3 separate regions of the Homo sapiens genome follow, and all the other regions are linked to region 2. Evidence: chromatin contacts called from ENCODE Hi-C or POLR2A ChIA-PET data. All regions are on one chromosome and are shown on one strand. The core of a region is the stretch at or near the end of the contact, and the rest is flanking DNA. Distances in the headings are between cores, read along the strand shown.

The links. Hi-C counts contacts between places; a loop is a spot of excess contacts on that map. ChIA-PET counts read pairs that join two places held with the same protein, here RNA polymerase II (POLR2A). Pooled maps may share reads with other maps.
Region 1: a pooled map shows a loop between it and region 2 (5-fold over the local background). The contact joins the enhancer-like site here to the promoter of ARHGAP12 in region 2. A Hi-C loop is called at or near these places in 1 of 37 single-sample maps with no recorded cell type and 2 of 50 pooled maps. POLR2A ChIA-PET finds 5 or more read pairs at or near these places in 1 of 52 experiments (activated T-cell).
Region 3: a map of CD8-positive, alpha-beta T cell shows a loop between it and region 2 (6-fold over the local background). The contact joins the promoter of ITGB1 here to the promoter of ARHGAP12 in region 2. A Hi-C loop is called at or near these places in 1 of 168 maps with a recorded cell type or tissue (CD8-positive, alpha-beta T cell), 6 of 37 single-sample maps with no recorded cell type and 14 of 50 pooled maps. POLR2A ChIA-PET finds 5 or more read pairs at or near these places in 1 of 52 experiments (activated B cell).

Annotation. Positions count from the first base shown.
Region 1 is chr10:33,094,835-33,097,534 of GRCh38, reverse strand. The region is part of intron 1 of IATPR (ITGB1 adjacent tumor promoting lncRNA); the gene reads left to right. Among named protein-coding and RNA genes, the nearest start is that of IATPR, 21 kb to the left of the region's middle. RefSeq lists an enhancer at 903-1,568. Within about 2 kb of position 1,439, at least 2 of the 41 ENCODE cell types and tissues checked have a DNase peak (open chromatin) inside an H3K27ac peak, as active enhancers do.
Region 2 is chr10:31,927,552-31,930,251 of GRCh38, reverse strand. ARHGAP12 (Rho GTPase activating protein 12) reads left to right here and starts at 1,421. Exons shown (of 20, transcript NM_018287.7): 1 at 1,421-1,569. LOC107984219 (a long non-coding RNA gene) reads right to left here. Exons shown (of 3, transcript XR_001747415.2): 1 at 2,209-2,700; 2 at 1,430-1,590. RefSeq lists a silencer at 1,250-1,749.
Region 3 is chr10:32,956,958-32,959,657 of GRCh38, reverse strand. ITGB1 (integrin subunit beta 1) reads left to right here and starts at 1,428. Exons shown (of 16, transcript NM_002211.4): 1 at 1,428-1,513. RefSeq lists an enhancer at 856-905 and silencers at 1,076-1,655, 1,726-2,175, 2,569-2,700.

The DNA.
Region 1 (2,700 bases), core at 190-2,689, 1.2 Mb before region 2:
GAAGAAGACAAAAACCTTTAAAACATATAAGAATGCAAACCAAAAAAATTCTAAGCCCCCCAACCAACCAAATGGATCTCCCTTTTGGCAAAAATGATTCCAAAGAAACCTGAAAAACTAATTTAGACCATGATCGGAAGTGGGGGGCCGTTGGACATGGCTCATTATATTCTCCCCCTTTTAAAGATCTGAATAGCAAGCATTTGCCATCTATTGTATCTAAGGGCTGCAACCTACGAGACTTCATCTACATAATAAAAACCTTGGTTTCTACAGCCCGTTATCTTAACCCAGACACTCTTTTCTATTGATTCCCAGTCTTTAGATAATAACTTAACTCTTTAAACCAATTGCTAATCAGAAAATCTTTAAATCTACCTATGACCTGGAAGCCCTTTTCCTCACCACCTCCCCCACAGCTCCACATTGTCTTGCCTTTCCAGACCAAACCAATATGTACCTCACATGTACTGATTGATATCTTATGTCTCCCTAAAACATATAAAACCAGGCTGTAACCCAACCACCTTGGGCACATGTTCTCAGGACCTCTTGAGGTTGTGTCACAGATCATGGTCCTTACATTTAGCTCAGAATAAATCTCTTTAAATATTTTACAAAGTTTGGCTATTTTCATCAACAAGAATTAACAACCATATTCTGATTATAATAATTACTGTATGCCTGACAGCATCCTGAGAACTTTTCCTCATGCAATCTTTCCAACATCCTTCTTGAAAAAATTCCATGACTTCTCCTCCACTGTGGACCAGCACAAAAGGGCTTCTGAGAGTTTTGGTAATTTGCTATGGGCATAAATCTAATGCCTTGTGGAGCTGTGGCTTTCTGAGACCCAGGTCTTGCATACTTCACAGGCCATAATTGTGAGCATTACATGACTGTCTTCTCCTCTGATTTATGTATGAAGGGACTCCAAATATATAAGAAGATGCTACCACACCCTGGGAGATTGGATTCCCCACTGCGCTGGCTTTCTCAAGCTCTGTGAAATGTGATGTTGGCTGGAACTTATCATGAAGAGCTTTGCTGTAAAACAGATCTGGGGTAAAGTGGGTCTTAAAAATCCTTTCTCTATACATCCATGTAGATAGAGACCATCTCCATTAACAGAAGAGGGAATGATGCCATTCTTATAAAGAAGCTGTACTGTGGGCACATTTATTCCTAAGTTGATAGTAGCTATTTTAACTATGAAAAGGATCTGCCCAGATGAAAGAGGGGCTGCCTGTGGAGCACAGCTGGATGGGGGAAGCAAGGTTTTCTGCTGGGACACCTGGCTTTGTTTATCAGGGGCTTTATTGAGACTTCTCTGTTTCATCACCCCATTCATTTCCTACCCATTCTTCTATATCTCTGCTTTTCTTTTGCAAACGTTTTTCACCTCTCCTCTTCTGCGTCTTACTGTCACAATGATCACTCACTGATAATTTAATCAAATGTGTCTAACGTCTTGAACTGACAAGTGAAATAGTCTCACAAAAATAAAATGGGGAAATGAAAATGAATAGTAGCTTAAAATGATATCTAGCCAACTTTCAATTTCCCCGTTACACTGACAGAAACAGAGAACACAGTAGCAAGAAGATACTCCAAAGAAATTACTTAAAATATCACTTTACCTCTCTCCCTAATCACCTGTTTAGCAAATGATAATACCTAATTTATTAAACTGTTACTTCATGAGTTTCAAAATGGGCAAATAATTAATATGAGATAAAGGGAGAAAATAAGCAAAAAGAGATATAAGACAATTTATATGCTACACTATGCTATAAACATACTATGTTATGTATAATTATACATATTTAATATATAATTTTCATTATATATCACAGATAATTACATTTCATATATTATATGCTAATATGTGACATATTATGGTATAGAATAATTATATTATGTATCAAATGTGTGTGTGATATGTATTTATGTACTTTTAGTCTGAAGAGTAAAATTGCATCATAAAGATTCTTACTGAATTTCCTTGATTTGGTAAAATCACGTATTCAAGTGCATATGTTCCAAAGTGCTGTTCTGTTGATATAATAGGAAAAAAAACCCTATTATCACAAAGGAATTGGGCTGTGTGTACAGTTAACTCCAAATCATTATTTTACCCTATATAGCATTATTTTTGAGATTTGACACAATTTTCCAGAGGAAAAATTTTAAATGCAAGAATTAGATCTTACCCTTTAGGACAACCTGCTTGCTGTCTCCCAGACAGTGTATCTTATTTCACATGTGCCCTGTATATTATGGAATTGCCTCCCTTGGAAAAACAACCAGAAAGCCCCAGAAGCACGTGGTAGAGGTAGTCAGGTTCATCTCCAAGTAACAAAGGAAGCTGAGACCTGGGTTAATAAAACAAGCCCAATTTAGTCTGCTCTTGTTTGGAAATTTCACCTTCAAAGGTGTTTTCTGGCTTGAGTTAGATTTAAGTTTCTGGGTATAAGTAGTGGAAGTTGTTTAGATATCCAGCATTTAGTAGACTCCTTTGTGTATTTGAGGAATTCCCTAATTAGGTCTTTGTATTAGTCTATTTTCATGAAGCTGATAAAGACAATTTACAAAAGAAAGAGAGGTTTAATCAACTTACAGTTCCACGTGGCTGAGGTAGCCTCACAATCTTGGCAGAAGGCAAGGAGGAGCAAGTCACATCTTACATGGATGGCAGCA
Region 2 (2,700 bases), core at 172-2,671:
GCCAAAGCATACAGGAAATACTCCTTATACTGAACAAATGCAAGAAAACAGAACGGGTTAGAAACCGAGGGAGACAAAAAGGCAGTGGGTGCCAAGGACTGTGAAAAGCAAATGCAACGATAGAGACAGCACAGTCTCAGGCTTATTTTTCAAAAATTCTCATTGTAAGCCTCTTTCCTTTCTAAATGGAGACTATCTTAACACTTTAGCTCGCATTAGACTTAATTTAATAAGAAGGTTGTAAACCACAGCTGTTAAAGTCTTGCCACTGCCCTACCGGATTCTTCGCATCCTGTAAGGCACAATTCGGAGTTCAGCTGGTTGATAAGGAAGCCAGGCATTGTGGCATCTTCAAGTACGAAGTGAAGCACAGGAAAGAGCCAACTCCGGAGAGTAGCTCTTCATTGCTTGAATCATACATATGCTTGTTTTTTCCCCCCTCTCCTTTCTGGTCTCTATTATTAACAAATATTTCATCCTGGCACAACAGGCACAATCAACAACTGGTTAAGGAATGAGTAGTTACTGAAGTCCCAACGCCTCTCAGTTATTTTTCTCACACTCACTGTATTCTAGACCTAGAAGCCAGCTCTCATTTGAAAGCTGAGGTTCAGAAGGGTGAAGTGCCAATAAATGGCAGAAGCCAGGTCTCTTTCCTGATTCCCATTCCAGCTGAGCTCCTCCTGCCACTGGATCACCATCAAAGACCTGCCAAAGCTGTTACTTCCGGGTTCGGTGCTGCCACAGTGCAAACGGGGATGACTTTGGACAATGACCCTGTGGCCCCCGCAGGGCTCGCACCCTCAGGCCCGTGGAAGGCTAAATGCTGACGGACTGGTTCTGCCCTGGAGCGGCTCTCCGCGTCCCAGGGGTCTCCTCAGTCCCGAGTGTGCACAGCGGGTCCTGCCACGTACCCTGGCGACCCCAGCAATGGACTCAGTGCCCCGGGTCCCTTTCCGTCTCCCTCAGGCGGCGTGCAGCACTTTTTCGGGTGTCCCAGTGGAATTTCCGGGCCCGTGAACGACTGACCCACGCCCGGCCGCAGCTCCAGGGGCCGACGAAGGGAGCGCTAGGGCCCACGGCAGGGCCGTCTTTGCCCGGGCTCCATTCCTGCCACCCTGGCGCTATGTCCGCCCTTCCCTGGTTTTCCCTACGAGCGTTTTTTTAACGCTTCCCACTCCTTGTTTACAAAGTGCTGAGCCCCCTTGACCGCAGGCTCCCGCGCCGGCCCGAGTTCCCACACCGTACGCTGGCTGCCCCCTATTCGGATCCCCGCCGGGCGCCGCACCCCCTAGCCACCCCAGACCGTCCCGGAGACCCGCGCCCGCCCAGCTCGCCCGGGCCATCACGTGAGCCTCCCGCCCCGCCCCCGCGCGTCACGTGAGCCCCGCCCCCGCGCCGGCGCGCTCCGACGTGCCCTGTAACTTACCCTCCCTCAGAGGCCAGCCTGCGGGGACGGGCCGGCCGCGGCCGTAGCCGTGTGAACGCTCTTCGGGCTCGCGTCGTCGACCCGCAGCCGCGGGGCGGACTAAGAAGGGAGCCGCCTGCTGCGAGGCCGCCGGGCTCCCGGTGAGGTGCAGGGCGCGGGTCCTGGCGGACGGAGGGCAGGTTGGCGAGGCGCTGCACAAAGGCGCGCCGGGGCCGGGCTGTGCCCGCCGAGGGCGGTGGAGTCGGGGGGAGGCGTGTGCGGGAGGCGCGGCGGCGGCGGCGGCGGCGCCGCGGAGGTGCGCGCAAAGGGAGGTCGGGCGCGCAGCGAGGGGCTCTGGGCGCGGGGGTTAGGCGCCGAGGGGGAGGGGGCCGGCGCAGCCTATTGGCTGACGTGGGCGAGAGGGTTTAAATGGCCCGAAGTTGTGGCTTCTCTGCCCCCTGGGTTTCCTGACTTCCTGTGTGAGGGCAGCGCCCGCCCGCCCCGCCCCCAGGGAGGAGAGTGTGAGGGTGCGCGGGTGTGTGTGTGAGTGCGGGAGAGTGCGCGCGTGTGTGCACAAGGCGGGTGTGTGCGTGTCTATGTGCAAAAGGCGGGTGTGTGCGCGCGCGTGTGTCTGCAAAAGGCGGGTGTGTGTGTGTGTGTGTGTGTGTGCGCAAAAGGCCGGCCCGGCCCCTCCCGCGCCCTGGGCCCACTCCCTAATCGCGGTGGGGCTTGCAGGCCTCCACCCACCCGGGGAGCCCACCCGGGGAATCCACCTGGGGCGTCCCTCGAGGACTGTTGACCTTAAACCGGACACTTTCTTCTTTGCGGTCTTTCCCGGTGCCCTGCCCCTGCTGGATGGACGTGCATTCGCTCCCCTCCAGCTTATCTGGGCGGAATCTCCTCAAAGTCCTTGAATTGAAAAATCCTCTTTACCAGCGTGCAGCCCGCCTCCCATCTCAGGGGAGCTGGTTGTCTTCTCAGAACGGCTGTCCTTTACGCGTTGCTATCTTAAGTGACTGCAGACCCTTTGAGAAGAAATGGCCACACGGTCTTCGTTAGAGAAAAAGGCACGCCCTTCAGCTTTCGAGGCGTGTGATGTTTTCCTTTTGACTGCAGCTGCAGTTTTGTAAATGTATTTTCAAAGGCTAAAGCACGACGTTGAAAGTACACCTTTATCGAAAGTTTTAATGTCATCCCAAGTGGAGTGTTTGTTGTGGATAGAGGCTTTTAGCACTCTAATAACACGATTGGTTGTGGCTGGCTTTTGGGTTAATCATGACATTGAGAAGTAG
Region 3 (2,700 bases), core at 179-2,678, 1.0 Mb before region 2:
AGACTGGGCCAATTCTGATGAATTCTGAACAATGGTAAAACCGATACCTTTAAAATTCAAGAATGTTGAGTTCTAATGGCAGTTTGACCATTGAGATATTAATATAGGAACATCATTTAGCCTCTTAAGCTTGAACATCCATTAAGTGGGAAAAATAGTGCTCATTTCCTAGAGGTCTTCAGATTGGCTAATCAAGTTTTGATTTTGCTGGTAAGTAATGAGCAAATTTTCTTAGATGTGATCGCTTCATTTTCTCTTATATTGATTGGCAGCAGCCAAATGGGCATTCCAGTCCCTAATCTCCTGCAAGAGAAACACTTCTATTTCATAAATCTGGTAATTTTTGAGCTCTTTTCCCAACAGGGTGCTGCAGCTCACCAAGCGGAACCCACAGCATTTTCTGCTACCAGGATAGCAGCTTGCCAGTAGCATATACTAAATTACTGGGTTTCAGTATGATTTTGGCTGGTACAGACTTCAATCATCGAATCGACATGCGTTCAGCCATTCTCATAATGAATGTTTCCTTCTCTTTCAAACGTTGTTTCCAGCCCCAATCTCCAAATTTTTTTTTTTTAAGAGGTGAAACAGAAACTGTACTCCTTAGGAAGAAACTTTTCCTTCTCATCCCTGTTCCCCATAAAGGTACCTCCAGATAAATCTATCAAAAGCAGGACGCAACTCACCAGGTTTTCTAAAACGTTCCCCAGTCTCACCACCCTTCGTGACACCCATGGGTTTCCCAATTCTTCACCTTTCTCTTAGACACAGGCAAGCACATTATCACTCCAGAAAAGCAGTCCTGGCTTAGCCAGTTCCCTTCCAGAAGGACCACGTGGTTTTTGGCCCCATGGAGCCCTGCAGGGTAGGGGGGCTCACGGTCCCGATTTGCCTCGGGACTCAGGGGGCTTCCGAGATGCAGGATCTCCCGGGCTCGAAACGGGACATCAGTGGACAAACGGGAGCGAGGGTCGAACGCGCGGCTCCGAGGAAGAGGAACTTAAAGAACACGGGCCCAGCAGGCTACACCAGGAACGCGCGGGGCTCTAGGGCGCGTCCGACTCCTCCCGCCCTTCGCAGAGGAGGAAACTGAGGCACGGCGACTGTCTCAACGCAGTCCCGGCCCTGCCCCCCGCGGCCTCCCTCAGGCGCGCTCCCGCGCAGCCGGTTCCTTTGTCCCGGTCGCACTTCCTGCCCCATCCTCCGCCTCCTCCTAGCCCCGGGCCGGGCTGACGCGGCGGGAGAGGAATGCGTTTCCGGAGGGAGAGGGCGGCGGCGGCCTCGGGAGCGGGATCAGACGCGCAGAGGAGGCGGGGCCGCGGCTGGTTTCCTGCCGGGGGGCGGCTCTGGGCCGCCGAGTCCCCTCCTCCCGCCCCTGAGGAGGAGGAGCCGCCGCCACCCGCCGCGCCCGACACCCGGGAGGCCCCGCCAGCCCGCGGGAGAGGCCCAGCGGGAGTCGCGGAACAGCAGGCCCGAGCCCACCGCGCCGGGCCCCGGACGCCGCGCGGAAAAGGTAGGGGCCGGCGGGCCTCGGGTGTGGGAGCGCGGGCCGCGGCCTCCGGTCTCCTGTGCGCGGCAGCACTTAAAGCCGCCGGCCGGGCCGCGCCGGGACCTTTGTGCCGGGCGTGGGGGTGGGGGCGGGGGCGGGGGCGGGGGCGGCCGCCAGCGGTTGGGGGCTGGGGCAGGATTCCAGGCTAGTCCAGGAGGAAGTCCGCACGCCGCCACCCGCCTCGGGTCCCCGGCGCTGGCAGCCCCCGGGCGCAGAGCCAGCCCAGCCGCGTTCCGAACGTGAGGGTCGCCGGCCTGGGCGCTGTCACGTCGGGGCTGCCGGAGCTGCGGGGGACCGGGCCCGAACGGCCCCTGACACCTGCGGTCTCCCGCCGGGCTGGGCAAGCGCAGGTGGGAGCCAGCGAGGCCACCCGGGGCTCGGCGTTTGGGACTCGGCGCTCCCCTGGACGGGTCCGGTGCCTTTGTCTCTCGCTCCCTCGCGAGCTGCTGTCCTTGGAGCAGCGTCGAGCCAGCCGTCGGCGCCCGCGACGGGGACTGGTCTCCTCCGGCTGCCAGGAGGCGGCCCTGGGGCCAGCGCCGCGGGCGGGGGCGGCGGGAGCCGGGTAGAAGTTGGCTTAGTGGAGCCGCTGGGGACCGGGGGTGCGGTGGCGGCAGTGCAGTCCACTTCCCCGTGTTTATAAACGTCAAGAGTCGCCGGTCCCTGCCGGGCACCCCGGGACCAGGACGCATGGCCATGGCCAGCTTGTGCTCAGACCCGGTCCGCGAGCCTGAGAGCCCGGCCTGTGTCTAGTATCATTTTACCGCGTGTCATTTCTTAGGCTTCATAAATTGGATTTATGAGACTCCTACTCTCTAAGTAACTTTTATTTAATCAAATTCGTGCTTTTGAGTCCAAAACTTTGCACTCATTGGTATGATCATTAGTAAGTTGCATTCTCTAAGCTTCCGTTTCCTCATCTGTGAAATAGGAACAGTAATATCTACATTAATAATTCATTTTTATAATAATGACAGTGAGGGCCAAGTTTAGCTCTAGGCATTTTACATGTATTATTTAATTCTGGAACCGCTCTAATGAGATTGGTACTGTTTCGATTCCCATTTTCCGAGTGAAGAAACTGAGGCACAGGGAGCAAAAGTAAGTTGCCTGTGGTCATCAGGAGCTCCTGGAGAAGGCATGGGGTCTAGTTC